Linked DNA regions of Homo sapiens: region 1 is linked to region 2. Evidence: read pairs that join two places in POLR2A ChIA-PET (ENCODE). Cell type or tissue: OCI-LY7. All regions are shown on one strand. Each heading gives the region's core, and the rest is flanking DNA. Links, peaks and the distances in the headings are about the cores only. Region 1 overlaps KLF12 (KLF transcription factor 12). Region 2 overlaps KLF12 (KLF transcription factor 12).

Evidence for each region. ChIA-PET counts read pairs that join two places held together with the same protein. Peaks named below come from ENCODE experiments on the same cell type or tissue, not always from the same donor. Only the 100,000 strongest peaks of a DNase experiment are listed, where the experiment ranks them.
Region 1: POLR2A ChIA-PET joins it to region 2 with 17 read pairs; 6 of 35 experiments call an interaction of 5 or more read pairs at or near these places.

The regions. Positions count from the first base shown.
Region 1 is chr13:73,967,275-73,984,447 of GRCh38, forward strand. All of the region lies in intron 2 of KLF12 (KLF transcription factor 12), which reads right to left. Among named protein-coding and RNA genes, the nearest start is that of KLF12, 160 kb to the right of the region's middle. In OCI-LY7, for the core only: no CTCF peak of the experiment used is centred there; DNase peaks (open chromatin) are centred at 4,417, 5,563, 6,077, 9,177 and 1 weaker place; H3K4me3 peaks cover 4,761 bases; H3K27ac peaks cover 7,785 bases.
Region 2 is chr13:74,017,356-74,034,528 of GRCh38, forward strand. All of the region lies in intron 1 of KLF12 (KLF transcription factor 12), which reads right to left. Among named protein-coding and RNA genes, the nearest start is that of KLF12, 110 kb to the right of the region's middle. RefSeq lists an enhancer at 9,448-9,527. In OCI-LY7, for the core only: no CTCF peak of the experiment used is centred there; a DNase peak (open chromatin) is centred at 9,616; H3K4me3 peaks cover 2,874 bases; H3K27ac peaks cover 1,827 bases.

The DNA of each region.
Region 1 (17,173 bases), core at 3,016-11,015, 53 kb before region 2:
GAGTTTGAATCTGTGCAGAGAGGCACAGAAATGCCAAGGTGAAGGAGCCTGCCAAGGCTGGAATACACGGTCACTAAACAAATAACGCATGGTGTATTCAACGCCAGAAGAATACAGTGGATGATGTGTAAATGAGAGTCTAAGGGACCCAGCTCCAAGACAAAGTCAAGATTTTAAAAAAGAAATACCACTCCTGCTGAGACTCTCATCCTTCCGCCAAGGAGGAGTCCATGCCATCACCTTTGTAAGCAAGGCATCTGATATAGATAACCCCATACAACCCTTAAGGTGTATTATTCTTGGTACCAAACATGTGTCATTTTTACAAAACAGTCATCCAGTCATAAGGCAGGTCTGTCTCTTCATCAATAAGCCTCACTTATACAGCATTCTTAGGAATATTGTGTTCTCACGAGTTTCGTTTTCTGGATGGGTGAGGGGTTCTCTCTTTTAATTGCAAATTTAAAAGAGAAAATACTAAGTACTTGGGATGGAAATAATCCTAATATCTTCTACATAGAAGGCAAGGGACATAAGTTAACTTTTTCCTGATGACTCAGACTAATAATTATGAGCATCAGTGACGATGAAATGCTGCATACTGAGATAACTTCAGGGCCCACTGAAGTGTATCGAGGCTCAGTGACCTGAAACTGCTGTGCTTCTTGAGTTCTTGTATCTGCATATTAGAGTCTGTCAGGCTACTACTTCTCAATATGGTCATGTTCTTTTTATAGATGCTCCTTCTGCCCTATGGTGAAACAGAAAGAACACTGAACTTAGAGTGAAGTCAATTTAGGTTATTATTTCTAGCTGAATGATCCTGGATAAGTCACTTAACATCTTTGGGCCCAAGTCAAATGAGGAACTTCAACTATCTCTCAAGGTCCTTTTCTTTGCTCAGATGCTTAATTTACATTTGCTGCTTCTCATCTGTTGTAGACTTTGAAATGAGAAAAATAAGTCAGCTAAATTTGCATAGGAAGTAACATAAAATAGAAATATAAGCACACAACATGCTCTCTTGTAAGTGAAGCATAAATACCTTATGACATCTATTTGTCTTCTCAGAGGCCTTACTTGTGTAATTTGTAGTCACTGGTGGGGTCTCAGACAGCTATGATTTCTGGATAATTATGATTCTATGCATGATATTTCACTATATTTCCATATGCTTCTATTTTACCTAATATTCTCAAGGCAAATCATTATTTGATAATAGCTTTATTTCAAGCCACCGAAGAAGAGAATCTGTGTATCTTTCGTCGTCATCTATGCTTGTCAGCAAACTGCAAAATGAATACTCTCATCTTGGGACTTTGACTTATTCAATGGTTTCAATGACACTGACCACTTAAGAAAGTTTTCTAAAAGATGATGCTTTTGAAAACATAAGACACAGTAGAAATGTAAAGAATATTTTTGCAAACTCCACGAGGAAAGATAATTTATTCGTCTTTTATTTTCTAGAGTCCCTAACACATGATTTGTCTATTACTATCATCATCAGGAACTTAAAAAACCACATCCAAGTCCACTTCTCTTCTCCCTCGACACGTTGATCCCTGAAGTCCAAGTCATGCTCACAGCTGTACTTCCAGCTCTGCACAGATCATCCATCTCCAGCTCCCACCTCTCCCCTGAGTTCTGGATCTCTATTCCCTATCATAACCTCCGTTTGGATTTCCCATAAAGTGTCTAAGAAAGTTTATATTGCCTCCTCATCTCACATCTCTCTCCCTTACCCCATACTTTAAAAAAAAAAAAAAAACCTATAGCAATTATTCGAAAATTCTTCTACTATATTGGAGTGGGAGGAATACTAATCCAAGAGCATGCTGGGTGGGTGCTGCATCAGGAGGGAAGAATATCCAAGAAATATGAATCCATAATTACTGACGGGCCAGAATACAAAAGCTACCTTTTTGGAGGTTCTAAAGCAGCCAATCCTAGGCAATGACTGGATAATCAAAGTTTATACTGCCTGAAGTGAAGTGAACATGTGACTATATAAAAGTAGAGAAAGGGGTTATAAAGCCCATGGGGCTGGGTGTTATCTACAATCCCCTACCATTTATCCCACATCCAAAAGGACTGCTGGCAAACAGGCCCCAGGTAAGCTTCTAAGTTATTCTCTACTGCCTTCAACAGTGTATACCACTGGGATTTTTTACACTTCTTTCCTTCTTCACTTTAGGACATGCCTACAATGAGCTTACCTTGGAAAGGATAAACTCCTTCTTTAGTGACAGAACTCCTTAACATCCTTCAAGCCCTCATTCAAGTGTGGGTCTGCAAAGATTCCTCTACTTCTGCCATGGTAAAAGAGTCATTTCCTCTTACCATGTTCAGATTTTCCACTAGATTAAGAACTCCTCAGGGATGAGCCCTATATAACACTTACCTCTGTCTCCCCAGTCCCTGGGATACTGCTTGGCACCATGCACAACTACAATAAGTATTCAAGACATACATGGAAGAAGTAGTACTTTCACAGCTCTCACTTAACAATAGGCCAAGGCCATTCTCAAAATCTTCTTCATAGGGCTACCATCAAACCTTCCTCTTAATGCAGTACAGAGAGAGAGAAAATGTTTTATGTTTACCTGTTAGATATATACAAACAAGCCTCTTGACCTACCTATCTTTTGTTCTTAACATAGAGACCTCCTTATAATTTTAGACTTCATCTAACCAAAACCTGACAAATCCCACAGTGCTTAGTTAGGTTCAACAAATGCTTGTTGTTTCACCTCCTCATGCCAGTGGTACAAGCAGAGTTATAGGTCCTTAATTTGATATATAGCTGGTGCAATTTTGTATCAAACTAGGTCAATCCATCTTGCACAGTTCATGCTTTATTTCCAGTGTGGCAGAGTGAGAAAACACAGAGGGTAGAATCTGATAAGATGGAGGATTTAAACCATAGCACCAACACTTCCTCCTTGTGTGACCAATTTCTTATCTCTAAAAATGGAGATACTATAATCTACTTAAGTTTTTTATTTATTATTAACCTAATGACAAGACACATAGCAAGGCACTTTATAAATCATAAAGCATTGTACAAGAACTGGTGCTGGTTTTTTTTTTTTTAATCACAATATGTCTTAGTGCAATGATGGCATACTCCAGTTCAGATGTACTGTCTTGATTACCTCAGATCCGACATAGCTGAGAAAACTGCTCTAAGAGTTCTGACTTCCTGGGATCAGTGTCACAGAGGATCTGAGTGAGCTTCCTCGAGCCATTTTGGGCAGGCTGAAGAAGCTTGTTAGTATCTATATGCTTCCAGGTTGGCGGGGCCAGCTTCTGCCAGTTCTACCATATGCCAACTGGCGACATACAGGAGCATGCTAGTGCTACCAGCTCCACATATACACACCCACTTCCACCCCCAAGAGGTACCAGACTGTCGGACAACTTGGCCGCTAGCCTATGAAAATGTGGAAATGCTGAAGAAACATTAGCCAGCAAAGCACATACTGGCAGCTGAATCAAATGTTTAGGTTCTTCAATGTACCCAAATAAATCGTTTGTGTGTTCTAACAAATGTTTTCTTTGGAAAGCATTTTTCAGTGCAGATGCTTCAAAAGTACCCATTTTTAATGGGTTAAATCAAGGGCTCAAAGCAGCAGAAGGGTGGGGAATGTTTTTAAACAAAATTGCATCAGCTGCAAAGAAAAAAAAATGTTAACATTGACTGAGAGAAGGCATCTTTGAAAAACAGAAAAGTTGTCAGTAGTTTTCAAAGTTAAATTTTTATGGATTTTTAAGTGTTAAAATATTGTAAGCACCCAAAAATGAGAAAGTTACTCGAACCTGGCAAGGGACAAAAAACTGTGCTAATTTTAAAAATACATATTGATAAACATGGTTCCGCCAAAAAAATGCAATCAAACAAGGAGTCAAGAAGTTAGGAATTATAAATTAAACTCTTCTTGCCAGAGACTTTTAATAAGCAATTGCAAACACATTTAAGGATTTTTATAATGAGGATAATGGTTTGGGCGACAATCATAATGCAATCCAAAAACATTAACTTCCTTCACAAAATAGACTACATAACCAAACCCCAGACAGAGCTCCTGACATACTGCCAGCCTCTAATGCAGGCACAGTAATACACTGTAAGAGACAGAACAAATGATCCCTGTTCTTAGGCAACAATGAAATGTATATATAATTTATTTCGGCTATATCACTCTTTTCCAGTTTAAGTCCACCTCCATGACAGTATCTTTTTTAAGACAGGAAAAGGTACTAAACCATCAACTATAAAGTTGATACTATGGAGGCCCCTGATTTTAAAAAAGCATGGTGGGTATTTCTCCTGAGGCTCCAAACAAGGAAACTCCATCTTAATAGTGACTAGTTTCATCACCATCAAGAGACCTTATGTAAAACTACTGACGTCAATGAAAATACTACATTCACAATGGTGATATGAACTATGAATAAACAGAGCTAACAGGCTCGGCACAATGGCTCCTGACTGTAATACTACCACTTTGGGAGGCTAAGGCAGAAGGATCATTTGTGACCAGAAGTTCAAGACCACCCTGGGCAACACAGCAAGACCCCATTTCATTTATCAAGAAAGCTAACAGATTTTTTTAAGTGAATTGATCAGATGACTCATAAGGTAAGGGCTTTAAATAGTATTGTTTTCTACTCACAAATTAACCAGCTGTACAATTACACTCATCAAATCAGACTTTGGGTGCTACCGAATCATTAAGTGTTCATTAAATCAAACCAAATGATATGAAATGATGCTCAGGAAAAGAAATGCCAACCTGTAACAAATGCTAAAGACAACCTTAAAATTCTGAAATGCTTTGAGTAAAGGGAGGAAAAAACATAATATACACGAGTATGTAAAATCACAGCAACATGTTAAAAGATTTAAACCACAGACGAAGAATTTAAAGGCTAACATTATGAGTTTTGATTCAGCAGAATAAAGAAACACTGACAATAACAAACATCAACACCTGAAACTTTCCCCATTATCCTAATACATTTTCACTGTAAGTGTTCCATTAAAGAACGTCTTTAAAACAATCTTCAAAGTTCGACTCCCTATAACTAATTCAATTAATAAAATTATCAATACAATTGAATAATAGTTTATAACAGCGTGGTGGTTCCTCAGGCACATATAGCCCATCTTTAATACATATTATGAATAATTTCCTTATGAGACATCTCAGTAATATTGAGTATAACACCAATTGCATTTAAACATAAATGTCATAAGCTGGATGTGAAGGTTGATTCTGGGTTTCTTATAAACCACAAATTTCAGTTTATTTTTATCATCTAGTATGCCTCAGATGGAATTCACAGTAATCACAGCTACAGTGGAGCAACTTCAAACATAAATGAAACAAATAACCGGCAGATCGATACGAGGTGACAGACTCCTGGCTGAAATCTTGCCCCAGCGTGACCCACTACTGCCCTTCTGCACTCTAAAGACTTAATGAATCACCAGAAGCACACTCAAGGTTGTGTGTGTTTTGCCCGTGTGAGAGCTGGATTTATATCAGTACCAAAAAAGGATCATCCCCTGCCATGAGAAAAATACAATAAAGAACACGTTTCTACAAGGTACTGGGCATGATGGTTTCATGCAGCATATGTATCTATCGTATAAACACTTCATCATTTTAAACTGAAACACCAAGAATGACAGAAATCAGAAAGCCTAATGAGGGGATAATTTTAAATGATAAGCAATTTGTAGTAAGTTGTTTCTATATTGGCAAAAGGAAATGGTGCAACAGCAATATACAAAAAGCAGAAATGTAAAACCCATTTAGCTTTCTGAATATGTTTTGCCCCAGGAAATGCATAAAATAACTTTGTTATTTAACACTGCAGATGCACCTGTGGGCACCAAAGTACTCTTAGTTATTTAAAATAATTACCCTGTGGAGAAATCTTAAGGTCTTTAATAAATAAAAATCTGTGCAATAGGGCTCTTACCAATAAAAAGGAAAGCCACAGTGTGAAACAAAATGCCACCAATCTCCCTTAGCGGTAGCTTCCTGCCATTCTGCTCAAAGGTACAGAAATAGTCTGCATGCCTTTATACTAAGTTCAGTATCTGAGTGGCTCTTTGAAAAGGCATCATTGTCCATACATCACCAAAACAGACAGAGAGGGCAAGGACATTTTGACATACTTGCACAGAATCCAGCCCAGCCCTTTTCCAGAATAAGTCCCATTCCACTCTTCACCTTGAATTACAGCAAAACGGAAGATATAATAACCAATTCTCAAAGTGTAGCTCCCTAGAGAAAATGGATAGGTCTCAACTATAGTATGAAAAGGCAGAAAGAAAGATTAACCAACACAAGACATAGAACATCTGCCCAGCAAGACAAGGTAAAACAAAGTCATAGGGAAAACAGGTAAACATAGCACAGGACAAAAAGGAAGTAAAGAAAGAAGAAATGAAAGAAAGAGAAGGAAGAAAACAAGCATGCAAAGGAGGAAAAAGCACTCACTCCTAACATTTACACAGCTTAAAAGCAGAAGGCTTCATGTTACAGGACTTCCAAAAAGTGATTATCAACGAATGGGAGCTCAAAGATGAAATGATAAGACAACAGAAAGATGTCACCAAGCCAATAAAACATACCGGAGACCAAAAATTTATCAACTCAGTACTCGTAAACACAATAAAAACAGCATGGAAAGGAAGAGACATGACTAAAAATAAAGGAATATGACTAAAAATTGAATTAATAATGTAGAAGAAAGGCTTAATTCCAAAGAATACAGAGGAGGAAGACAAATATTCTTTTTTAATGGAGAAAAGATAAGAGGCACAAAGAACAAAGAGAGCCTGAAAATTGCTGATCCTGAAGAACCCAAAAATTGGATAGAAAAATATTTCAAGTAAAAATAGTATAAACTTTCCCTAACACGAAGAACAGATTGAAATAACAGACAGTGTTCCAGGAAAAATTGTTACAGAATGATCCAAAAAAAGTTATATCCTTAAGTCACTGAACTTCAAGACAAAAAAAAAAGAATTCTGCAGGTGTTCAGGCAGAAAAGAGCAATTCACTTATGTGGGGGAACAAAGAAGTCAAACTGGTCTCACCCTTCCATTAGGAACACTCAATGCCAGAAGACAAAGGAGCATCGTCTACAGATTTCTAAGTGCAACTCAAGAATTTCACAAGGCCAAATACCTTTTGACTATAAAAGAAAATATATTTAAAGATGCAAGAAGTCAGGAAATGCAGCATCCACAAGACCTTCATAAAATAAACTCTTTAATAATAAAATCCAGTCAAATGAGTCATTAACAGAGACGCTATGGCAAAAGGATTACTTTGACACTAAAATTCTGAGAAAAAGTGTGATCCGATTACTTTATTAAGTCAATTGGAACTTAGAGTAGAAAAGTAGCTGTTTAATATACTCAAATATAAAATTTCTCAGGGAAAGAAGAATTTGTGATATTTTCTTAAAATTATTTGACAATGAAACCTAGTTGACAAATAACTGCAAATGAAAAGTGATGATAAAGAACCAGGGATTAACATCAAACAGATTTAAATGCAACACTATTATTTGCTGTTTGTTTAGTAGATAAACTCTTTTTAAGAGCACAGTACAGGTTTCTTAATTTTCCAGAGGATCAGGTAGAAAGTTCTACATTAGCAGTTAGCTCGTAAATTTATTAATCCTCAATAAATCAGTAAAAGGGAATCTTAAAACTCAAGAGCAACTTTTATTGTAGCTTTATCACTGTACGTTCCTATTTTTAAAAACTATTATTCCATTAGTAAAAGATGTATGTTCATCTAAAAATCTAACTAAATATTGAGTATGTAATTCAAAAGTAACTTTTTTTGTTGTGCTTCTGCTTTTTTCAGCTCTTTTCTGCCTATAAGGCCAATCTCTGCTCAGCTCGAGAACACTCGTTCTACTGTATAGAATGAGGTATTGTCCAATTCTATAATTACAAATAAAATCCAGTTAGATCTTTAAACTATATGTGTTGTAATTTTGTTTTGTTACAGGCTTAAAAAGATCTCATTTTCCACACCTGATTTTCTTGGTATAATTTCTTACTTCCTTCTTATGTTCAACCCCGCATACACTCAATAATGAAATCTTCATTTTATCTGCCTCCTAAACATGCTCCAAATCTACTCATTTTTTTCCATGTCTACAGCCAAGCTTAGGCACAGCTAAAGACACCATCACCATCAGCCCCTTAATTCTCTTGTCCTACTTTATTTCTCGATCCAGTGCTTTTTATATGCACTCAGAGTTCCTTAAAATGCAAATCTCATCATCTCCATTTCTTTCCGAAAGCTCCTCACAAACACACCTTCTTAGGTTATAAGTCTCATTATACTTTGGGCTCCTCTTCCCTTCAACAGGTATATTTCTCTGAGCACTTTACTCTCAAATCCAATCAGTCTTTCCTCAGTTCTTCAACTGTGCCGTACCTCCTCCTGGCCTATGTTCTTTCTCCACCACTCCTAACCCTCCTTTGGCTTACCTCTAATCATCTGTAGGTCTGTCTCTTTTAGCTTAAGTTTCCTTTGCACTGAAAAATCTTCACAATAGAACCCCAACCCCAACCAAATTTAGGTTGGGCGATCCCGCTATGTGCAGTCACAGAACCACATACTTCCAATCAAAGCTTTCCCACACTGTATGGAGAAGTGCCTTTCTGCCGGTCTGCATTTACTAGTAAACCCCATGCAGGCACACATTACACCCACCGTATTCATGGTTGGAAGCTCAGAAACTGGCATGTGCCTGGCACATAATAAGTCATTAAAAAAAATGTTGAGGAATTAATGAATGGGCCATGACAGAAAGTGTTTTTGTTTTGGGGTTTTTTTTTTCCCCCCACAGCTGGCCCATACATTATAAACCTTATTTTAATCCTCTCTAAAGCAACAAGTATGAAAGTTGTTCTTCACAGCAACTCTCAATACACTCTTGAAAAATAAATAAGTGAAACAGATACAAAAATGGATTTAGGAGCACGCCCCTCTGGAGCACCTCGAAGTTGACAAATGATCATTCCAAGGAACCGGTTGCTCAAGATAGAAATTGAAGTTTCATCATCCTCACACTCTCTCTTTCAGATCACCCTCAACAACAATCATCAGTATCTCTCAGTTCTACCTCAGAAACATGATGAACTTCCCTTTATCTCTATGTCAGGTGTTAACACTCCAAGCCAAGCCAACACCATCTCATGCTGCCCCACAACAGCCTCCCTACTCCAGTTGTTTGCAATTTTCTAATCCATTTTCTATATAGAAGCCCATGTCATCTTTGCAGAACTCTTGATCATGTAACTCTCCTGCTTATAATTTTTTAACGACTACATTTAGAGTGAAGTGAAATAATATCCTCATCACGCTGAAAGAAACTAAGTAGCTGGAGGATGTATGTTAAAGTCAGACTAACAGGCATTTAGGTAAGATGCATTACAAGGAGGATCACTAAGCAATGAGACAGAGTCAATTTTCTAGGAGTAATTTTAAAAATTCTAAATGAGTACACCTACTTAGCATAGTTCAAAACGTTATGAAGTCAAAATTTTTAGAAACACAAGGAGAAAGTGACAGAACCATCATTAGAATCAGAGATTTCAAACAAATCTCTGATGGGAGACTGGCCAAGCAAAAATCAGTAAGGTCGCAGAAATTTTAAGAAAAGTAAGTGAAAGCTTTATCTATTAGGCAAATATACAAGGATGTATACAATAAGAAGACAACATACTTTTTTTTTTTTTTTTTGAGACAGGATCTTACTCTGTCACCCAGATTGGAGTCCGGTGGCATGATCTCGACTCACTGCAATCTCCGCTTCCCAGGCTGAAGCACCTCAGCCTCCTGAATAGCTGGGACTACAGGCATGAGCCACCAACACCCGGCTAGCTTTTGTATTTTTTTTGTAGAGATGGGGTTTCACCATGTTGACCAAGCTGGCCTCGAACTCCTGAGCTCAAAGTGATCTGCTCACCTCAGCCTCCCAGAGCTGGGATTACAGGGATGAGCCACCGTGCCCAGCTAGATAACATACATTCTTTTCAAACACATACAAAGCATTTACAAAAATTACCCTTGAACTACCCCATATAGCAAAGCCACAAAAAATTAGTATCAAACAGACTACACGCTATAAATATAACACAATGAAATTAGAACTGGTAATTTAGTATAGTGGTTTAACATAGAACTCTCAGAAAAAGTTATAATGAAATATATAAAAATGAATAGGATTGAATGACAATACTTCACAACTCATGGGATTCTAGCAAGTTATTTTGTAATATTGACAAATTAATTCTAATGTTTATGTGGAGAGAGGCTAAAGACCTAGAATAGTTAATATAATATTGAAGAAGAACAATGTTGAAGAAATGACATTACCTGACTCCAGGAATTACTATAAAGCTACAGTAATAATCAGGACAGTCTGGTCTTGGCAAAAGAACAAACAAATAGATTAGTGGAACAGAACAGAGTTCAGAAATAGACCCACATAAATATAGTCAACTAATCTTTAACAAAGGTGCGAAGGCAATAAAATGGAGCAAAGATAGTCTTTCCAACAAATGGTGCTGGAACAACTTGACATCCATGTGCAAAAAACTAAATCTAGCCACAGAGCTTATACCCTTTTATACAAATTAACTCCAAACAGATCACAGACCTAAAAGTAAAATGTAAAACTCTAAAACCCTAGAAAACAACTTTAAGAGAAAATCTAGATGATCCTCAGTTCAAAGATGATTTTTTTAGACACAAAACCAAAGACACAATCCATGAAAGACATAACTGATAAGCTGAACTTCATTAAAATGAAAAATTTTTGCTATGTGAAAGACACTGTCAAGAGAATGAAAAGATAAGTAACAGACTGGGGAAAAATATTTGCAAAAGACACATCTGTAAAGACCGTTATCCAAAATATGCAAAGAACGCAAAGTTCAGAAAAAAAAGAGTGTAAAAAAATGTCCCAAAGACCTTAACAGAGACCTCACTGAAAAAGATATAAAGATGGCAAATAAGCATATGAAAAAAATATTCCACATTATATGATATCAGGGAAATGCAAATTAAAGCAACAACGATACAACACCACGCTCAGAATAACCAAAATCCAGAACACTGACAACTCCAAATGTTGGCGAGCATGTGGAGCAACAAGGACTCTCACTCATTGCTGGTGGGAAAGCAAAATGAAACAGCCACTTTGGAAGACAGTTTGTTAGACTCCTAGTTAGTAAACTAACTCTTACCTTAGGATCCACCAATCATTTCTTTTTTTATTTTTTAACCTCCCAAAGTCCAGGTTCCAGGCTTAATGATCTAGTAATCTTACTCTTTGGTATTTAGCCAAATGAGTTGAAAACTTATATATATCTACACAAAAATATGCATACCGATGTTAATAGCAGTGTTACTTACAGTTGCCAAAAGTAGGGACCAACCAAGGTATCCTTCAGTAGGTGAACAGATAAACTGAGACATCCAGACCATGAAATATTCAGTACTAAAAGGAAATGTGTGCTATCAGTCATGAAAAGACATGAAGGAAACTTACATACATATTGCTAAGTGAAAGAAGCAAATCTGAAAAGGCTACACACTATTATAATTCCAACTATGCAATATCCTTGAAAAGTAAAACTATGAAGACAATAAAACAATCAGTGGTTGCCAAGGGTTGGGGAGACAGAGGGATGAACAGGAAGAGCACTGAGGATTTTCATGGCAGTGAAACTGCTTTGTATGAAACTATATCAGAGGATATGTACCATTGTACATTTGTTAAAACCCGTAGAATATACAACACTCAGAGGAAACACTAATATAAACCAGGAACTTTGGGTGATAATGATACCTCAAGGTAGGTTACTCACTCAACTGTAATAAACGTATCATCCTGGTGGGGTATGTTGATAATGGGAGAGGCTACATGTGTGTCGGAGCAGAGGCAATTATGGGAAATTTCTACTTACTCTGCTCAACTTTGCTATGAACCTAACATTTCTTTTAAAAACAGTCTGCTTTTAAACACACACACACACACACACACACACACACACACACACACACACAAATCATGGAATACAGCTAATGCTGTCTGGAGAGAAATTTTTTAATTAAAGATTAATTTTCTCAGCAACTAAATTTAGAAGACAAAGAATATGAGAATAAACTCAGAAATTTTAAGAAAAAGACAAAGCTAACAAAATAGAGAAGAAAGATACAATGGAAATAAACAAAAGGAAATGCTTTGGAAAGACTATGAAATTGTCAAATCCTTGGTAATATTTACCAAATGAAAAAATAATGTAAAAGCAATCAATCATTATGAAATAAACTAAATAAAGCACAAGGGGAGACATAAGTACAGATACAGCGAGGTTAAACATATAATAGACTACTGTGAACATTTTTGTTATGGGCTGAATTTTGTCCCTTCAGAAATTCATATGTTGAAGTCCTAACCTGTAGAGCCTCAGAATATTGAGACTCTATTTAGAGATAGGGACTTCAGAAGAGGTAATTATGATAAAATAAGGTCATATGGGTAGATCCTACTTCAATGGCTGGTGTTCTTATAAGAAGAGGAGATTAGGACACAAAGACACACAGAAAAAAAAGACCACGTGAAGGCACAGGGTGAAGACAGCCATTTCCAAGCCAGAGAGGGGGCCTCAGAAAAAAATCCACCCTGCTGAGACCTTATCTTGGACTTCTAGCCCTCAGAAATGTGAGAAAATAAATTTCGGTTGTTTAAGTCATGAAATCTGTGGTACTGTGTTATGCAGCCCTAGCAAACTAGTACAATCTTACCCTAATGCATTTGAAAGCTTACAATAAACCAAATACAATTTATCAAATCTGACTCAAGAAGAAACTGAAAACCTGGTCTTATTACCATTAAAAATTGAATTTTAAGTTCAAATTTTACCCACAAAAAGCCACTCATCCCAGATAAATGGGTTCTACCAAATCCTTAAAGAGTAGATAATTGTTTATGCACATTCTTCCAAAAGATAGAAAAAGATTCTAACATAGCTACCAAAACCCAGTCAGAATATTTTTTTAAAAGTTACAGCCAATCTCACTTATGAAAATAGATGCAAATATCCTATATAAAATATTACTAAACATATCCCAGTGGGATATAAAATTATCATGATGAAGTTGAATAGAAAAAGCATTAAACATATTTATAAATTCAACAAAACTAAATATTAAATCAAAATAAAAAGTAAAAATCTACCATCTCAGAGAAAATAATTTCTATACATTTAATCAATCCTGAATATCTACCCCATCATCCCTACCAAAAAAGATGACCATTCAATAGAAAAATGGTCAAAAGACAAAAATGATTCCAAAGAAGCTGAAGTCCAAATAATCAATAAACATATGAACCATTAATAACAAAATGCAATTAAAACTACAGTGAGACACTATTTAACGCACACCAGATTGAAAAATCTTCAAATGTCAGCAGACACCCACAGTTAGTACGGACGTGGTAAAATGGGACTATTAAACAGTACTATTTAGGAACTGTTGCAGGCTGGGCACAGTGGCTCACACCTGTAATTCCAGCACTCTGAGAGGCCAAGACAGGAGGATCACTTGAGGCCAGAAGTTCGAAACCAGCCTGGGCAACGTGGCAAAACCTTGTCTCTATAAAAAATACAAAAATTAGCCGGGCGTGGTGATGCCTGCCTGAAGTCCCAGCTACTTGGGATATGGAGGCAGGAGGATTGCTTGAGCCAGGGCAGTTGAGGCTACAGTGAGCTGTGTTTGTGTCACTGCACTCCAGCCTGGGAGACAAAGACCCTGTCTCAGAAACAAACAAACAAACAAACAAAAAACTATTGCAACTACATGGGAAAACAATTGGACATTATCCAGGAGAGTTGAAAATTTCTCTACAATCCAGCAATTCTACTTCTGGGTATATATTCCAGAGAAAATCTTCTATATTTGTACCAGGACACATTTAAACGACTCTTCATAGCAGGTTTAAGATAGCAAAAAGCTTAAAAGAATAGGAATGTCCATTGCTGAAAAATGGATAAATTATGGTGTAGTCATAAAATAGAATTCTATTCATTTGTGGAAATAAATAATCTTACCTATACGCATCAATGTGAATGAATATCAAAAACAACAATGTCAAGTAAAAAAAGCAGATCATAAAAATATAAACAGTATGGTACTATTCATATGTCTCAAAACAAACAAAAGTAAATGATACATAGTTTGAACATGTACTTATATATGATGAAAAGAAAGGAAATTATAATACAAAATTCAGGATAAATGGTTATGTGTGAGACTGCTACTGTCTGAATGTGTCCCTCCAAAATTCGTGTTGAATCCTAATCTCCACTGCAGTGGTAATAAGAGGCGGTGCCTTTTAGGAGGTGATTTACGAAGCTGCCTTGTCCCTTCTGCCAAGAGAAAATGCAGCTAAGAGTAACCCCTGGCCAGACACTGAATCTGCTGGAGAGTTCATCTCGGACTTCCCAGCTTCCAAACTCTGAGCAATACATTTCTAGTATTTATAAATTACTCAGTCTAAGGTATTTTGTTACAGCAGCCCAGACAGGCTAAGAAAGGGACTAAAAGGGGTCTTGAAAAAAAATACTGGAAACAATCTACTTTTTTAAGTTAGGTTTCTCTGTTATCATGGCTTACAACTTACACAGTCAATACATATATATTCTTTTTTATCTTTCAAATACTTAATAAATTATCTCCCCTGTGCTTTGTTGACTAGAGTGATTAATTCTTTTAATTGGTTAAACAAGAACTTTCAAAGTCTGATTTTGAAAAACATTAACTTCATTGACTAGGATTTGCTTTATTAAGGTGATATGCTCATCACACAACAGAAGCAGTTATTTTATTTTTAAGGCATGAATAGAAACTTAATTTGCAATACAAAAAGCACAAGGAAAAGTGGTTAAGAAAATCCTCAGAACACTCAACAAACTAAAAGAAATGAAGGAGGAGGAGGAGGTTCCATTTTGGGGATTTTCTTGGTCCCATATGCATTGAAAGGTAAATGTACACTTAGGCAAAGACAATTGTCAGAAAGGATATCTTCCATTATTGAAAGGTAAACGTACACTTAGGCAAAGACAACTGTCAGAAAGGATATCTTCCATCATTGAAAGGTAAATGTACACTTAGGCAAAGACAACTGTCAGAAAGGATATCTTCCATTAAAAAATAAAAAAGAAATCTTGTTGCTAGATGCCTTATTATAAAATTGTTGGGTTATCACAAATGTGTAGATTTATAATCATAAATACACTTGGTATAGGAAAAAAACACTCTTCATATTTGTTACTATATTTAGCAATAGCCTAAGCAGTACATTCAGAGCATTTTTACCAAGATATCAGCCTAGCCATGGAGAGTAACTGCTTAGGAAAATCCCTCTCTTGCCATTTTTCTCATAGTTAAGTCCTGTAAACCAGACCCTTTCCCTCATCTACCACATACTGGAAAACTCTATCTTAATAAAAGAAATGTTCAGTATTTCAGGTTTTCTGTCACCCACTTTTCATTTATTTCAGGATTTCATTTTTCTTTCTTCTGTCACATATAATCATACTCTTTAACACTTTTTTTCCAAAAAAAAAAGAAAAAAAAGTAAAATTCATTCTCATTTTTCTCTCATTCTCCTTCTTTTGCTCTTACTCACATTTCATTCATCCTCTTGTTCAAATATTCATTGAAAAGATCTCTATAAGGCAGCTTAATACTTATCCAGTATGAGGCTCGCACCCTGTCCCTGTCTACCATCACTCCTCTCACCAAGGAATCCCTTTATCTTTGTTCCTGGAAGTTCAAGTGTACAGGGTTTCCTAGTCCTGTACTATGGCTCAACCAGAACGCCAGGCAACCAACCCTGGCACAGTCTAAGACTTAACATGCGATTAAAAAGCCACTTGCTTTCCAGCCCTGCTGTACAGAAGCTGCCCTATGCCACCACCTTTCTTGGTGCCAGCATGATTCAACTTAGTGATGTCAGCACGGACCTTTCACTACCCATCCCATTCTTCTCTCCAGTATCAGTGCCTTCTGGTTCGTGAACCTCTGTCTGAATTAACTACATTCCTGCTTATCGGGTGTTCTCCAGCACCGTGTCCTCCCAGTTACTGCCTGCCAATCTTGCCTCTAACTTACTCCCAGCCTTTATATTATTCATTCATATTCTGCATACAAACTATTGCTATCATTCTTGCTCATAACTTTGCTCTAAACTTTACTATCTGGACAAGTCCCTGGTGTCCCAATTATTCACATATTTCCATCATGTACAAAATCAGAATCCTCCTTTTCCTCATATTATGTTTTCTCTTTCCTAAACTCTCAATCACAAATCCCTGAGGCCACAAAGCCCTGGCCCCAGCCTGACTGGTCTATGGCATTATAGACAGGCAGTCAAGATCCCAAATCCAGGGAGCAGAGTGGCCTCAACCACAACAGACAGCAGTAACTGAGTCAAGTACCATATGAAAAAGCAAGAAGAGGCCACAAATAATCTTGCAGGTTCTCAGAGTCGTGCAGAATTCATAAGCAGTGAATCCAGGCAGGTGGTATTCTAGGGCAGATGAGCCTTCCTCATGTGGAGACGTCCATTCATGTGACAGCACTGTCCTCTCCACTACAAGGGTGGGTCCCAGGAGCAGTGCTTCAGACAGAAATGGGAAAATCAAGGAAAGAACAGGAACCAACAGAGGTCTATAATCCTCTATAAGATCCTCGGGTGGGGAGGACAGCAAGCAGGTAGAGCTGCAAGTGAAATGGCAGAGAAGAGGCAAGGAAAGACTTGGTGGTGGATTTGAACTATCTCAACTACATGTCTACATTTTCAGAACTGTCTTCCCTGCAGCATGCCATCATTTTTGGGTTATAAGAGCCACCCTGGCGGGACTCGGGGCAGTAGTGAAGCACCTGCCGCATGCATCTCACACTGGGAAGGTGCAGCTCACACACACTGTCGCCTATGTGCCTGCTCTCCTCGCTGGCACAGGGAAGCGGCTGGTCCACGGGATTGCCTTCATCTGCTTATTTTATTCATAGGCCATGACGCGTCTTGCTCAGGGAAGGGTGCCAGC
Region 2 (17,173 bases), core at 6,184-14,183:
AGTCTGAAATCCTCAGAACCAGACAAGTCATTTGATTCTATTTGAGATCTTATCTTAATCATATCTTTAACTCTTCTCTTCATTGGGAAATTCTATTTTCATCTAGTTGCTGAATACAGACTACATATACACAGGATTAACACTGCCATAAAAAGCTATAGTACGTTGGTACCAACTTTATCAAAAGAGGCCCTCCTTCCTGTCCCCCCCACCCCCCAAAAAAAAACCTTTTTAAGTGATGGTACACAGCAATAACAGGATCATTATCTTTTTCGTTACAAATAGAAAAATATGAAGGAAAAGATTTTCCTGAGATAAGTTGGCGACTGTCAAAAAAGACAGAAATGATACACACACATCTATACATGTATATGTATAATAATATTTATACATATATCTAAAGCAAACAGTCTGAGTTGAAAGAAATTGGCCAAGCTGCAGTGAAAGGCACAGAGAAGCAGGCGCCCTGGCATATCAATGATTGTCTAACCCTCCAGGGATGAACTAAAGAAAGGGGAAGAAAGCATTAGAGCAGACAGTTCCAGAGCTGTCACCAAGGAGCACTGTCATCTCTGCTAGGCTGGGAGAGTACACAGGGCATGAGATTATTCAGTGGTGCATGCCAGCTCCACTCTACCTTCCTCAATAATATCATGGAAGAATGTGATAAATTAGGATTGGAACAACCAAGGCCAGGAGAAAACTTTTGAAAATTCTTATAATTACTGCTTTTTTTTTTTTTTACTTAAAAAAATATACACACGATTCAGCCATAATAAAGAGGGAAATCCTGCCATTTGTGACAACACAGATGAATCTGTGTGACATTATTCTAAGTGAAATAAGCCAGGCACAGAAAGGCAAATACTGCATGATCTCACTCACATGTGGAATCTTAAAAAGTTGATTTCATTAGAAGTAGAGAGCAGAATGGTGGTTACCAGAAGCTGGAGTAGTTGGGGAGATGTTGGTCAAAGAATACATATTTGCAGTTAGACAGGAGAAATACATTCAAGACATCTATTGTACAGCATACTGACTTTAATTATTGATATACTGTATTCTTGAAAAATACTAAGTGACATTAAAGTGTTCTCTCCAAAAAACAGTAACTATGTGAGGTAATGCATTTGTTAATTAGCTAGATTTAACCATTCTACGGTGTATATGTACTTCAAAACATCATGTTGTAAATAATACATACAATTTTATATCAGTTAAAAAAATAAACTTGAAGAATATATACATACATAGGTAACATCTTCAATAAATGAAACTTCAATGGAATTTTACCAATTTAAATTAGTAATAATGTTTCTGCACAATGAATTATTCACTAAGGGGGTGCTCACTACTGTTGAAAAAGTATACAAAATAAATCTATATATATATAATTTCCACAAGGCAAATTAACCTTTGGAAATGGGCCACTGTTCAGATCATTCGCAAATGTAGTTTTTACTGAACATTTCTGTCTCAATGGCAATGGTGTTTCACTCCATAACGTTCAAATATTTAGGTATCATCCTAGCCTTATCATAGATGATTCAGCAAGGCCTATTACACTGAAAAGAACCCATGTTTTATCTTTTACTGATGAAAACAATCGATATCAGGCATGCTTTATTCAGCTAACAGAAATTACAAAAACTGTGTATGTATTTTTTTAAAGCTTGGAGGGGAAAAAATTTGTTTTAATTTATAATAACATATTAGAGGTCTACATTTCTGGATCAAGGGTCTTCAAATGGGGACTCACAATTGAGGCAAACTAAGTCTTATTTTAGGAACATTTACTTACATATACATAGGTAAATAAATCAAAATGTTAACTTATTATGTTTTAAATACAAATATGCAGAAATTAGGATTGGTCTTGTCTACTGAAGTTCAAGTTTTTAAGTGGTTTTACCAAAGAGGATTAACACTCAAACTTTCATTACAAAACTATATCTCTACTCCCATACTATCAACTATCCATATGAAAACTTCAAACTGAAAAGAGTTTAAGTAATTGAATGTAATTCCATTTCACTGTAACTCTCTTTGGATAAGCATATTCATTATAAATCAATACAAAATTATAGAATTATCACAGAGAAAGCAGTTTCCATTTATGCTGTTCATGCTGAAAATCAGATTTCTCTGTCAAGAAGCTTACTCATAATAGGTCTTTTTAACTTACAAGTCCCTTGCAACAAAAACTCTAACATCGTATGTTTAAATAAAAGTAGGTAGCAGATCAATATAATGTTACATCTCTTGTAATTAGATTAAAATACAATTTCTCCTTTTCCTGGAAACATCTTTTTCTTGTGGAAAATGCTCCCAATTTTAACGTTTTTAAGAGAATAAAAATGTACTCCTTTATTTCCTCAGCAAAAGCAAAATAAATTGTGCAGACTCCAAACTGCATTGAAGCCCCCTGGTCTTTTCTTTCAGGAACCTCTGTAACAGTAACATAAACTCAAGTCCATGGTCCCCGTGATCACATGCTCTCATTGCTCAGGGTCATGGCCTGGACATTAAATATAAGTGTCAGGCAGTCATAAAATCTTAACAATTTCAAAATCTTTAGGGATCAAATATAAAATGACATTATGTTGTGAGGGGACTGAAATCCCATGGCCTGTGGCCATGTCTTAAAGGTGCTTGACAAGCTGGGAAAGAAAAGAAGAAAAACCCAGTCTGCCTTAAAACAAATCATTCCTACATGGAATTTGGTTATAAAAAAGACTTTACATGTCTCATATTTATATTCACTAACGTATCTTTTCATGCAATATATACTTCAAAAAGCAATTTCAGAAATTGTTTAATAATATTTGGGTTTTTTTCCAATTACACAGTGCTCGTAAATGAAAGCAACTCCCATATAACCAAAGCATCTTAGAAAAAGCACGCAGTCCATGCCAAGGATAGAATCAAGCTCTCTCAACTCTATTCAACCTATCACAGCTGTGCTGAAGAAAGAAAACGGGTACCCTAATCACTACAGGGCAAACCCTACAAAGATGGCAGCAACACATTAATGATGCCTACCACATCTCACTCAAGGTCTTAGCACGAATAGGAAGCTTGACAAAAGGCAATGATTTAGAATGCACTCTAATTTTTAAGGAAGTCAGTGTTATGGCCAGGATCAGGAAAAATGAACCCAAGACACATGTTTTCTGAGATTTACAATCAGGTAGAAATAGAGAAGGGCAAGGAAATAATTGTTTAGACTTTTCCATAAAAATATGGAATGGAAGGCTGGGCGCAGTGGCTCACGTCTGTAATCCCAGCACTTTGGGAGGCCGAGGCGGGTGGATCACGAGGTCAGGAGATTGAGACCATTCTGGCTAACACAGTGAAACCCCGTTTCTACTAAAAACACAAAAAAATTAGCCAGGCATGATGGCGTGTGCCTGTAGTCCCAGCTACTCGGGAGGCTGAGGCAGGAGAATGGCGTGAACCCGGGAGGCGGAGCTTGCAGTGAGTGAAGATCACGCCACTGCACTCCAGCCTGGGCGACAGAGCCACACTCCGTCTCAAAAAAAAAAAAAAAGATGGAATGGGAAGGAGACACTACTGCTGACCACTTCATTCACAATTCTGAAAAAAGGACTGACAAGTCTCATGGTTTTCCATTACCATCAAGATCCAGACCCCTCGACGTCTGCTACTACACAGCTGTGCCAAAAGCAAATTCTACCTTGGAGAAAAGGTGGTTTCATGTAAAGACGGTGAAAAGGTGGTTTCACCTAAAGACCATGCCAAGAAAAAGGAGACGTCAAAAGAAAAGAAAAAAGCATTTTGAATTAAACCAAAAAGAATGATTGGTGTCATGAGAAAAATCAGTTTGATGTGTTATTAATAAGTTCATAAAATTGCTACTCACATCAGGAATGATCAGGCATTTGACTCAATAGCATTACTCCCACTTTTCTCATCAAGAAAAAAAAAAGATGCCTTACTATAATAAATCCTATTTCATTAATTCTATGTTAGTCTAGGGCAGTAAGGGTCCTGGAAGTTGGCAGTTGATTGTAATTCCATGTTTTTGAGAAACTTTCAGTAGAAGAGGCTACAAATAGGACATGATGTTCGTTTGTGACGCAGGGGATTCTGTAAAATGACTGCTGTGGAAGGGGGAACAGGGAAAAGTTTGGCAGCATAGCATAATAGATCCAGAGGAGGGTTGCATCTGGCTAGTACAGGCATGGGAGAGCTGACTGCACACATCTCTTTACAACCCCATGACTACACTTCAGTAGCTTGAAATCCATCATAGTCTGTGTATTTACATCAAGGAAGTCAGCAAATGCTACAAATAAGGGCCTTTTATTCAGGAAGTCGCTTGCCAGTATGCCACTGGTTAGTTCCAAAGGACAAATCTCACTGATAGTCTCCTATCAAGAAAATAGAAGTGCTATAATCTACCTCAAAGGATTGATAAGCAAATTAAATAAAGCAAGAGTGCTTATCAGTAGATACACAAGAACTTCGGATAGCAATGACTATGAGTGCTTTTAAGAACTGCCATCAAGCATAGATCTCAGAACCAATCTTAAAGAATTTCACCAATGATGAGGTCTCCCTAATGTGGTCTCAAAACATAGTGATGGTCATCAGGAGGGTAGTAAAGCATGTGGACAAAGCAAGGAAATGAGTGCAGGATGAAGGCGGCTTTCATTCCAAGTCATCTACATGCAAAAGACCTGCTTTAAATCTGATCTTTTTGTGTCTTAGATATTCTAAATATACTGTCATTATGAAGGAAATGGCAACAATACTAGATATTAGTCACTAGTACAGCATCAGAGGTATTAACAACATATCTCTTAGTCAATAACACCACAGGCACAACCCAAATGACAAGTCTACAAAGTACAAGGCAGACTGCAAGATGGAGAAATAGGAGCTTCTTGGAAATAATCACATAATACGGGGGCAACATTCACTGCAAACAGAATTTCAGAAAAAAACATAATTATACAGACATTTTTATGTCCTGCACAAAAATTATCTGTACTTATGTCTATACACACACATTAAGTCCCCTCTGTACAGGCTCAATGGATTATACACAACTGAAACAGCCACCAGTGGCCACAGTCTCCCACTTCTGCCACATGGCATTTTTCAAATTTTGTCTCCCACTTCTGCCACATGGCATTTTTCAAATTTTTTCCTCTCACTGGGTATCCCCTCACATCTATACTTTTGCAACCTTACACTTTCATTCTCATTTCCTTCATGTGGGCCCAAGACAGGTTTTCCCACAGAACATGCAATGGTGCAGAAAATAGGAGGGAAAAGGGTAAATCCAAAAAAAAAAAAAAAATTGACCCCCTCTCACCCCACCTGCAGCCACCTGCACCCACCTGCAGTGACCACTCCAACCCCCCCAACATATAACGTATTGGCCGCCTCCTTTGAAGATGTCTGGGAAGGCCTTGAATTATGAAAAAGAAAGAACACAGTACAGAAGAAGGTATTTTGTCATGCTGAGATCTCATCCATCCATCCACTGTGGAAAAAAAAAAAAAATCACCGGGAGCTTCAAAACTCTCTTCGACCTAACTCTCTGCATCCCTAACCAAATGGCAGGCTGCATCCCTAACCTCTGGTGTTGGGGCTCACGCATCAGTAAGTTTCAGAAGCCAACAAACTGATTCTAATGTGCACCTGGCTAGTTCTTACTCTTCCCTCTGCACTAGTGATTCTCTGCTCTAGCTGCATATTCCAAGATTCCCTTGGGAAGTTTTAAAACATACAGATGCCCAGGCCCTACCCTTAACCCACCAGATTAGAACCTCTGGGGATGGGATCCTAGTATGGAATAGCTTTCCCATAAAATGCCAAACTGAAGTGATGGTTGAAAATGAATGTTCTTCACCTACAGATGTTTGGTTTTGTTTTTGAGAATTTTCGAGAACGTTAAAAATTACTTACATGTTTGCTAAAAAACAGACTTACAGGGGAGAAACTCAGAGACCGTGTTCTTCTCTACTTATTGGCAGGTGTATTAGTTTCCTAGGGCTGCAGTAAGGAAGTAGCACATGCCAGGTGGCTTTTAAGAACAGAAATCTACTCTCTCACAGTTATGGAGGCTGAAATTCCAAAATCAAGTTGTTGGTAGGGCCACGTTCTCTCTGAAGCCTGTAGAGCAGAATCTGTTCCATGCCTTTCTCTGAGTTTCTGGTGGTTCCAATAATCGCTGGTATTCCTTGGCCTGTAAATATATCACTCCAATCTCTGCCTCTGTGACATGGTGCTCTCCCTATGTGTGTGTCTTCTTAGAAGGACACAGCCATATTGGATTAAAGGCCACTCTACTCTAGGATGACCTCATCTTAATTCATTACATTGGCAACAACTCTAATTCCAAATGAGATCACATTCTGAGGTCCCAAAAAGGACATGAATTTTGTGGGGACACTAACCCAGGAACTAACTAGCAGGAAAGGGGGCTGATAGCTACTATGGCCAGAGCATCAGCTGTTCATTGTGAAGAGGTAGCAGATTAAGCAAGTTTCTGGTGATCTTGAAGAAAAGGGGCATGTGAAATACAGCTAGGGTTAAGACAGTTCCTAAGAGATCAAAGTGCAAAGAGATTCCAACCCCTAACAGTTTTATCACCACCAGTGCACTGGAGCCCCACTGCAACTCCTAGCCTCTGAAATATCAAGTTGTGTATGGCTTATAACTTTCAAATCCATATTTATACTGTCAGAGCTACAGCAATGCCCCTAAAAATTCATACGAAAACTCAAAACATTTTCCAATAGATACACTGTCATATACAGGGTTATCACATAATGGCAGTACCATATTCTAATTTGGGGGATACTGTAGAAGAAATAAGCTTTGTGGAATTAACCACACCTCACAGACAGATACATAATCATCAACTATATTTCAGGAGAAAATACATTCTCAATTCCAACTTCATGCTCTAACAAATATCCAACAAAATAGTAAATTCTCCATGGCTTACCAGCTTAGTTGCCCATCTAATGGTTTATGTATTTGATTGTACTCACTATATAGTTAATACAGAACATTTGTTTCCAATTTAAAAAATGAGTATACGCATCATTCTGTCATGCTCAAGAACTTATTTTTGATACACTAAGAGCCCTTAACAGTAACAGCAGCAATCAGCTGGACCACTGCCGAGAGAGGGCAGGCATGCACACACAATGAACACGTGGAGTGAAAATATTTTTCACCAAAATAGTAATTCCATAGGTACAAATTAGTTAGGCCACTGATATTTGTGTCTTCTTCAGCTTCAAGTATCCTATAAAATAATTGACAATATTAACGAGTCTGTATTATTCATTTAAATATTACTTTAAGAGAGATAGGCAACATCATTTGTGGAAGCCACATTTTGTTTCTATATATGCAAATGCACTTGAGGGGGAAAAAGTCTCTCTAAAACATAGGAAATTAGGAGAAACTCCAAGTAATCTAACAGATTTTCACTTATTTCAGCTTTAATATACTTCAAATATTTGATACTCTACAGAAACCACCCACCTCTTCCCTGACACTTTTCAAACTTTAACCACCCACTGTTTTCCTAACTATGTTAAGTTCTCAACATAAATAAGCCAATGGAATCTCCCTTTATAACCAGCTCAGAGAGAAAAAAAATCTCTTCTATTTACTAAGCTGACAGGTACTTTGATCTCTCACAGACTCATTCAGGTAACAATGTACATATGACAGAGTTTAAAGAAAGCAAACTCCTTTGGAAATTTAAAGTGTCTTAGAAGTCATGAACAAATGCAAATAAACTGAAAATGCAAAGGGGCTGTATCTCTATCACTTGCCTTTGCTTACTTTGTTTGACAGCTATGTTTCAAAGTGCAAGCAAGGAAATAAATCCTTCAATTTGGCTGTGATACTTGGAAAGAAGCTTAAAGCAGTTTAATAACAGCAGTAAGATTAAACCATAATTCTACAAAAAAAAAAAAAATCCAAAAGGTGGCAAAAGGAAGTGCCTTTATGCAAATGTCATTGCTTCCCAACTACTTCTATTTTCTAAGGGAAGAAGTCTCTGTTGCTAATCGACTCATAAAGTGTCTGAATATATCTGATGCTCACTACTGCTATAGCTTCAAGGTCATTTTAAGGTTCTTAGTTTCGCTACAAGTGGGTTGTGAACATTAGTGAGTTACACATGTTGGACACTTTGGTTTGTTCAGAGTTAAAAAAAAAAAAAAGAAAATCAGTGAGTAGTCTAAACAGATGCAAGAGTTCTGGCACTCCACTGCATAGGACATAATCATCATTTACTAACATATACTGAGGTAAGAAAGGTACCCAAGGGAATTTAGAACTGTCCAGGTTTATATACTGCCTTTTTATAAACAGTCACTGTCGTAAATATAATGTAGATTATATTGATGAATAAAGTAAATGAAACACATTTGACTGACTGGATGACATTACCAAATGACTGCAGATATAGCTAAATGATGAGCCCAGGTAGATACAAAGGCATCTTAACTTCCTCCGACTTGACAACTGTCAGATAACCACCTCTCTAGAGTCCCCATAACAGGCTGAAAACATTATTTGGTAAAATGCAAACAATTAAATAATTTGGATTTGCTAAGATTTCTCTAGTGAAACAGTTGAGTTTTGGGTACCCTAACTCACAAACTTGACATTATTAATCATCATAATTTATGCCAATTATGGATACAATGTGAAATGTCAATTTCCTATTTTTATTATAAAGATCGATTGCACATGGATTGCAAATTCATTACATGAAAAAATTAACTCAAGATTTTGAAGAAAAAAAAAAAAAACCTTTACCTTGGAGGAAAACTGGGTTCAAAAACTTAGCAATACTTCAAGTACCAAAATATATGTGTAGAAAAATAAAGAGGGATGGAAGAGGAAAAAAATCAGTTATTTCATTTCCAAAAAAGTGAAATATCTGCAAATCAACCTCTTTTTAGTTGCATGCTTCTCTAATAGAACTGTATGTAATTCCTTTATGTAAAGCCTAACTTATATAGTGAAAAAACATCACCTTGTATTATACATTTAAAAATGGTTAAACTAAAATTTTAAGTTGTATTTCACAATTTAAAAAGAAAATTAAAATAGTGATATTTAAGGTTCTTCTATTACAAAATAAGGAAGGAACAGTTTTCATCTTTGTAAGTTACATATGCATGCACATATTTCCATGTTAGATACAGTTACATGACAATATATAATGTTTTAAAAAGGGTTAAAATAGTACATTTCTGTTACATGTATTTTACTATAATTAAAAACAACAAATACCTGATTTGGATTCAAATATCAGTATCATTCACCTTGATTTCTATCCAGGGTAATCTGAAAAACATCGATTCTAACCTTCTGTAATTTGTGTTCTAGAATCTACTTACATCAATCTTTAAATTTTTTGACCACTCTACCTCAGTCCCACAGGAGACCAAAAGGTAGGAAAAAGATTCCAGGGCCCCATTTGTGCTTCAAGTCGATCAGCTAGTCCCACGGTGAAGTCAGGTGCCCTGATACAGCTTTTCAGGTCTTTTCCTGTGTGAATCACCACCTAGAAAAGTCAGGGGCCTGCCTTTGGTTTCTAACAGGAAATGGTGCCACTGAAGTGCAAATTCACACGGTGGGGAAGCTGCAGGGCTGGAGCAACAGCAGAGCAGAAAGAGCCAGCAAGTTAGACAGTGTTTCTCTTAAAAATAGAGTAGAATAAAGAAGCAGAATAGAAAAGAACAATGGGAAAGAGATGCAGAATTAGTTTGACCTAAAATACGAATCAACTGCTTATCAATAAGCCTTAAAAAACAACCTACCTTACAGCTTGCCTGAGAATTTGTGAAGAAATACGAAGGCAATGAGAACTCAAAGTGTAAAGCTACTTCTTTCATATCTCCATGTCTTCTTCTCTAACTGTCTTCTTTTCTCTGTAGTTCTCACACTTCCCCCTCTCCCTTTTTTCATCATCTAATTCTACAGCTCAAAGAAATCCCCCCACTTCGCGATGTCTGTTCATTCAACATGCATACATTTTGTCTTGGGAGCGGGGGGAGAGGGGTAGGTATGAGTGGCATATATAATTGTTTTTAAAATACTAGGGTCTGTTCTATAAATGAAGCAAAAGCAAGCTAAGGAGGAAGACAGAGTATAGTCACCTTTAATAGTAAAACTCAATTAGGCTTTAACAGTAAAACTGAAGATAAAGGTTCCACTCAGGCTATTTATAAATACCCTTAAAACCAAAAACAGTGGTTTCTAATTCTACATGTAGTGACTTGGGCTTCAGATACTTAAGAGTTTAAAGTAGATGGCACATTAAGAAATCAGCAATTGAATCTACAAGATGGAAATACATTTTAAAGTTTTTTGGCCTCTTTTTTCTTTTTTACTTCAAAAACTTTAAAATTTTCCCATAAGAGTTTCAATTGTGACCATACACATTCTTCACATAAAAAGTCAACAAGATGCATTAAAGAGTCTTTTTAATTTAGTTTCAACGTGTGCTTTATTATAACTGTACTACCAATTCCAAATTATTTCATCACGATTACCCACTTTAATCCAAAACAGTATGTCAACAATTATTTCTGTCCCTTGTAAAGAAAGAAGAAGAAAAAAATGAGATATCACTTAACATTGATTGAATTGGCCAATTTAATAGCCATTATATCCATTGCTAGAAAGTGGCAGGAAGAACCTTATTTATAGGTTGCCTCTGGCAATACCAACTATCAGAACTCCTTTGAAAGGCACTTTCCTTTCAAGAGTCAAAAGCACGTTGATAGTCTTTGACCCAGTGATAACATTCCTAGATTAATCCTACAACAACAAAAAAAGGAAAAACTGTAAGTATAAAAAGTGCATGGAAACACGATTTATAATCTAAAAACTGGAAATAATTTATTACGAGGAAATAGCTGATTTAATTATGGTTGAAAACTGTAATGGACTAGCATGCTGCTATTATAAACTACATTTAAGAAAAATGGAAAAAAGAGCTTATTTTGCAATATTAAGTTAAAATGACCTGCGTATGCAGAATAATTAGTAAAGTATACAAAAACTTCTATCAAGTAAATGTGGTGGTTTCACTAGAAATATTTAGCTTAATTTGTATTACTGTCATAATTTCATAACGTTTTTCTAAGTACTTATAGCTACAATATATATACATATTTTATAATCCCTAATATTTTTAAACATTAAAGTAGATTCCAAATGGCAATATTTATTGAAAGACTATAAGGATTAGTAAGGTCATATCTAGAAGTTCTCTTACTATGATAAATATAAGAAACATGGCTCTTATGAGGAAAATGCTTCAAGTTTTAAAATGTTTACATTAGTAAGATTTTATAATGCATCTAGGTGCAGCAGAGAGTTACAATGTGTAAGAGAAGGAAGACAAGGGAATCACATCATTTTATAAGTTTAAATTAATATAAGAAAAAGAGAAAGAATTTTCAATTTTTTTAAAGGGGCATACCTTATATGATCAATTAAAAAGATCTAGAGAAATAGCAGTAAAAACATATGATATTAAAAAAGGTTTGCAGTTATCACTATTAATAGTTAATATTTACCATTGAGTACTAACTTCCAGATGCCCTGCCAGATAGTTTACATAGTTCCCTTTTACATAATTCTCAGTACCACATTACCAAGTAGGTAATTTTGGTAACCGTTTATTTTATAAATGAGGAAAGTGAATCTCAAGTTAAAAACATAACTTGCCCAAAAGATTACATGGAGGATATCTAATCAATAATAAACAGTGGGACTAAGACCAACCAAGTACCGATCCTCTATTGCCTACCATTCCCAAATACCAGTCTTTAAAAAGAAAGGGATTTATAAATCATATAAAACCAGCACTTTTATTTCTATTTCTTCATATAAATGTTCTAGATCTGCTTTTCCTCAGTTGTTTTTTTATCTGTTGTTGAAATGCAGGATTTGTTAAAGTATATGTCAAGAAAATTTCACCATGATTGGTCAACTACTTAGTTTTCAACGTTTCCCATTAAATGTTTCCAAGTAAATTAAAATTTTAAGTTTAAGATCATAAAATTGGTACAGGCATGTTATCTGGTCATATTTCTATTTAAGTCAGACTTAACTACACCAGGAATAATTTGGTAGAATATACTGGATCACATAAATCTTTACGGTTCTCTGTAGTGTTTAAGTCACCAGTGATTTCTAAGGTAAGTATTTAGGAACCCTATTAACGGGTTTAGGCATCCAGGGTACCTAGTATCACTCTTACAGTTTGTTCCCAGGCATTTCTCAACAAGTCTCATTCTATACATCAGGATAAGTCTGGCCCCTAGAAAGGACCTTGCTTTCTAGCATAAATAACACCTAAGGACCTCCTAGGCAGTTAGCTCCCTTCCTAAATCAAATGTTTGGTTCCCTATGAGTTAAGTTTCATAACTTAATCTCCTAAGAACACTGCTTATCAAATCTTACCTCTGACCTATAGTTAAGTGCATATCCAGAGCCAGGCACAAGGAAGCTGAAGTGAAAAAGTATGGAAAGGAAGGAGAGTTGAGGCCACAGGAAGAGCCTGATTCACTCCACAGATGCCTCTAAATTACTTAAAGTTCTGTATTTTCTTATAAGTATATGTGAATTTCCTCCATAAAACTCCACAGTAGATCATTTCATAGCACATTAAAAAATTTTTAAGTGACTATTTGTCTTGAATTATCTGAGAACACTGATAGCCAAATATAAAAGTCAAAATGTCCTTAGAGATTTGAACCTCCAGGCTAAAATAAAAGTCATGGATAGGAATGGAGTGGGAGCATATTTTGTTTTAGCCAGTATGGTAGCCAGGACTCACTAGAAGAAAACAAATGAGAAGATTACCAAAAACAGAGCCCATTGACAATAGAGAGACTACCTCTTTCGGACAAAGCAAAGAACAGTCAGGAAAGAAGCTGTTAGAGAAGAGCAGAGCAGGAGCACACACTCTGCCCAATGTTACACGTTATTGCCTCTCTTTTCCTATTCCTGATTCAGACTCTGTGTCTATTACTGCCAATATATGGTCATTAGACATCAACTTCTTTCATTAGAAAAGAGGATATTTCACCCTACCTTAAGATGGGCCTTAATTAAATTTCTAAATACCTAGATGAAGATGTCTGAACACCTCTACTGTTTCAGAAAAAAACCTTCCTGTCCTTTCCTCCCACGCTCTCTCTCATTTTGGCCCCCATCCAAGAGAAAATAATTATATGGCACAGATAATATTTAAGCCAATTAGTATCACTTCTTAGAAGCCTATAGCAAACAATAAAGGATGCATTTATATGTTAATACAAGCCACAAAAGTAGCATTCTGCCATGTTCCTATTTCATTTCAGGGTGACATTTAAGATAGCATCTTACTTCACAAGATTTAGCTCATTACAATCACAAATTTTGACTCTTGATGTACCCCCTTGACATGAGGAAACTGTCAAGGTAAAGATCTTGACTAATATCAGAGGTAGAAACAAGTGGTTAAACTAAGACTCAAGCTATAATTTCTCTAATCCTAAACTTCATTTTGAACGGCTGCACTATACTGAAGATTATTAAAGTCTACTTCCTACTCTTTATAATATCTACAAGGTACTATATATTTTTAAAATACAAATATGCACAAGGCACTGTGCTATATCTCGAACTACAAAGATTATATAAACAGTCCAAGACTCAGTAGATTCACAGACTCAGCCATTTGCTATTTCTTCTAGATGGAAACCTTCCTTGGACCATCAAAGCCCATCTTTTTGCTCTTTGGAAATTTGGAAATTCTCCATAATGTCTTCCTTGACTAAGTCTCCTCTAGCAATACTATTGACTTTATATGTGATTTAAAATTCATTCATGCAATTTCTTGTGATTGGATGGCTTCATAAATTAGATTTACACTCAACAAACAGACTGTGTCTTCTGCTTTGTTCTGAATTACCAGTTCTACCAACAATATGCTATATGTTGAGTGAAGTAGACAAAATCAGTTTGACAAGGGGGCAATCTCAGGTACACAGAACTAGATAAATCTTAACTCTAGGTTTATGAGAAATTATCATCATGTCTCTTTTATTTTATTTAGAGGAGGTGTATGTTACTGGTAATAACTTAACTCTTTGGTAGGGCACTACTTCAAATTTTAAAAAGATGTGATTTAAATCATTACTATTAAAGAGATGTAATCTTGTACCAAACCAGACTTTTTTTATATGTACCGTTAACATACCGCCTTCTTCCATCTACAAGCAGTGCATTATAAAACAACTCAAATAACTAAAATAGTTAATATCATGATAGATATTCCATGTTGCATAGATTAAAAGATAAAGTTACTTGAAAGATTAAATTAACTTATGATTTAGTGTTCCACGTGATTCTTTTCCAACAAATACAAATCTGAAAAAAAATGTGCTTCTCAATTTTCATTCAGTTATAAATATGTATTTCAAAGATGCAATAGGCTACTCTAAATGTCGGGCTAAGCAACTAATTAGGTCTTCATCTTCCTCTCTCTATTAATTATTTTAGGTAAATAGGAATAATCTCATTTGGGAATTATTATAAGAGAAATTCCTTCACTGAGGTGGGAAGCTAGGCTACACCATGTCCAAAGCCCCACCCAAGGCAGAGTTTCTTAATTAAGAACTCTGTTCACAAGCGTACAGAGGCCTCCTCACACTAATCAAGTTCATCATTTTTCACGTAAAAATCCATGGAATGTTGTTGGTGCACTATAAAAATACAGTTTGGAAAGTGAAAATAAAACCTACGATATGTAGTAGGAGCTTCCAAATCTGTTAGGCACAGACTTGATCATAGGACTCTCCTTAACATTTCTAACAGAAACTGAAGAAGAACTTGTAGTAAACCAATATAATAACTAAGCCTTGTAGAAGGCCTTCAAATACTTTCTTATATGTATCTAGATAATTGCATCTAGATACATTTATGTAGCCGCATAAATGCTTCACAGTGGGAGCTCTCCATAGTCTGGTCTCACTTTACTTTAATTCCTATGTCTTCAGGAAAACCAGCCAAAACCTTACTGAACTGTACATTTCCAAGCTGCTCATTCTTGTATCTGCTACTTGCTCAGGCTATTTTGCCTACAGAACGTGTTCTACTTTCAGTCACTACCTACCCAGCGTTCAGTGTCAACTCAACGCTTGCTTTCTCCATGTATCTTCTCTATGACACATGAGTATTATTCAACCTTAACCATCTTATATACAACCCCATTCTCATGACCCAGGCCTCTCTCTATATTTTCATCTGAACTTTGTAATTTACCACCTGATCATATAACTATCTTAAATACAGATTACCTCTTCCTGAAGTTTTGTATCTACACCTACAGCATTAATTCTACATCTTATACTTCTTCTTTGCTGCTGGCAGTGCTTGGTATTCAGTAAATACTTGATGGCTGACCAATAAAAAGAAAATCACCTCTATACTAATATTTTAATTTTCCAAAAAGTATTTAAAATTTTAAACAGAAATATGTGTTTAATGTTCAATTGCTTTTATTCTTTAAAACTCCATTTCTCTGTATCTACCCTAACAGCTACCTCCACAAACGTCACTTACTAATTTCCTAATAATGCCCCATGGGTGTTATAAAAAATGCCAATTAAATATGCTATTTCTTTTTCTCCATCTTTTCCTCTTGAAATAAAACGTGACATGTACTGTATACAAATTAAAACCAGTGCTGCCTGCCCTTCTTATATAATAAAAACATTAAGAAATGAAAACACCATTGCTTTTATTTCCTCTTAAGAAAAGTACAGGCTAAAACTCTCAGACTCTGCAAAAAGTATAAATAAGAAAGTTGAGATCCCTTGAAGTTCTACAACTAACAGGATACATTGTTACTCTATTTGGTGTATGCCCTTTTATTATACATGCACATACACAAATGTACAAATTCTGAAGCTGATCCTTAAAACCTGGCTCCACACTTCCAACTGGTGTGACCTGGAGTTATTTAGCCCCCTGTTATTTCTGTTAACTAATCTATAAGATAGGGCTAATAATATTTACTCAAAGGAATGTTATAATTAAATGAGATAATCAACATAAAGCACTTAGCCTAGTATCTAACACACAAGTGTTCAACATGTTACTATAGATCCTTGACACAAATGCTATTTTGTAATCTACTTCCTAGATTACTTAATATTTCATAGACAAACTTCCATAGCAAAGAATTCAAAAAGACTTTTGTTTTGAATGGCAGCTTAGTGTTCCTTCTATCAATGTGCCACATTTATGTAACTATCTCCCTATTACACATTTTGATTGCTTCGCAACTTTTAATTATAATAATCTGATGAGAATAATTGTAGCTAAATCTTTACACATACTCATAATTATATTTTTGGAATATATTCCTAGAAGTAAAATTTCTGGGTCATAGGGTAATCAGATTATAAATGGTTAGGCATACAGAAAGTATACATTCACACGTTTCATCAGTGCATATATATGTGTAGTTATTACAGTTTCTTCCATATGGCCATCTTTTTAATCTTACCCAAGCTGAAAGCCAAAAAAAAAAAAAGGCACTGTTTTAATTTATATTTCTTGGACTACCAGTGACATTAAACATCAACTCATCTGTTTACTGGTCATTTACGCATTCACTTTTTTTGTTTTGTTTTGTTTTTGTTTTTTGAGACAGAGTCTCGCTCTGTCACCCAGGCTTTAGTGCAATGACGGGATCTCAGCTCACTGCAACCTCTGCCTCCCAGGTTCAAGCAATTTTCCTGCCTCAGCCTCCCAAGTAGCTGGGATTAGAGGCACCCACCACCATGCCTGGCGAATTTTTTGTATTTTTTTTTTAGTAGAGATGGGTTTTCGCCATGTTGGCCAGGCTGGTCTTGAACTCCTTACCTCAGGTGATTCACCTGCCTTGGCCTCCCAAAGTGCTGGGATTACAGGCATGAGCCACCACACCCGGCCCATTTATGCATTCTCTTGTGAAATCCCAGTTCAAATATTTTCCCATCTTTATATTGGGCAGCTGCTGCCTTACTTTATTTAAGAGGTTTCTTCATGAAAAATATTTTCACTGTCATATATGTTGTAAATGGTTTTTACCACTTTATAGTTCGCCATTTAA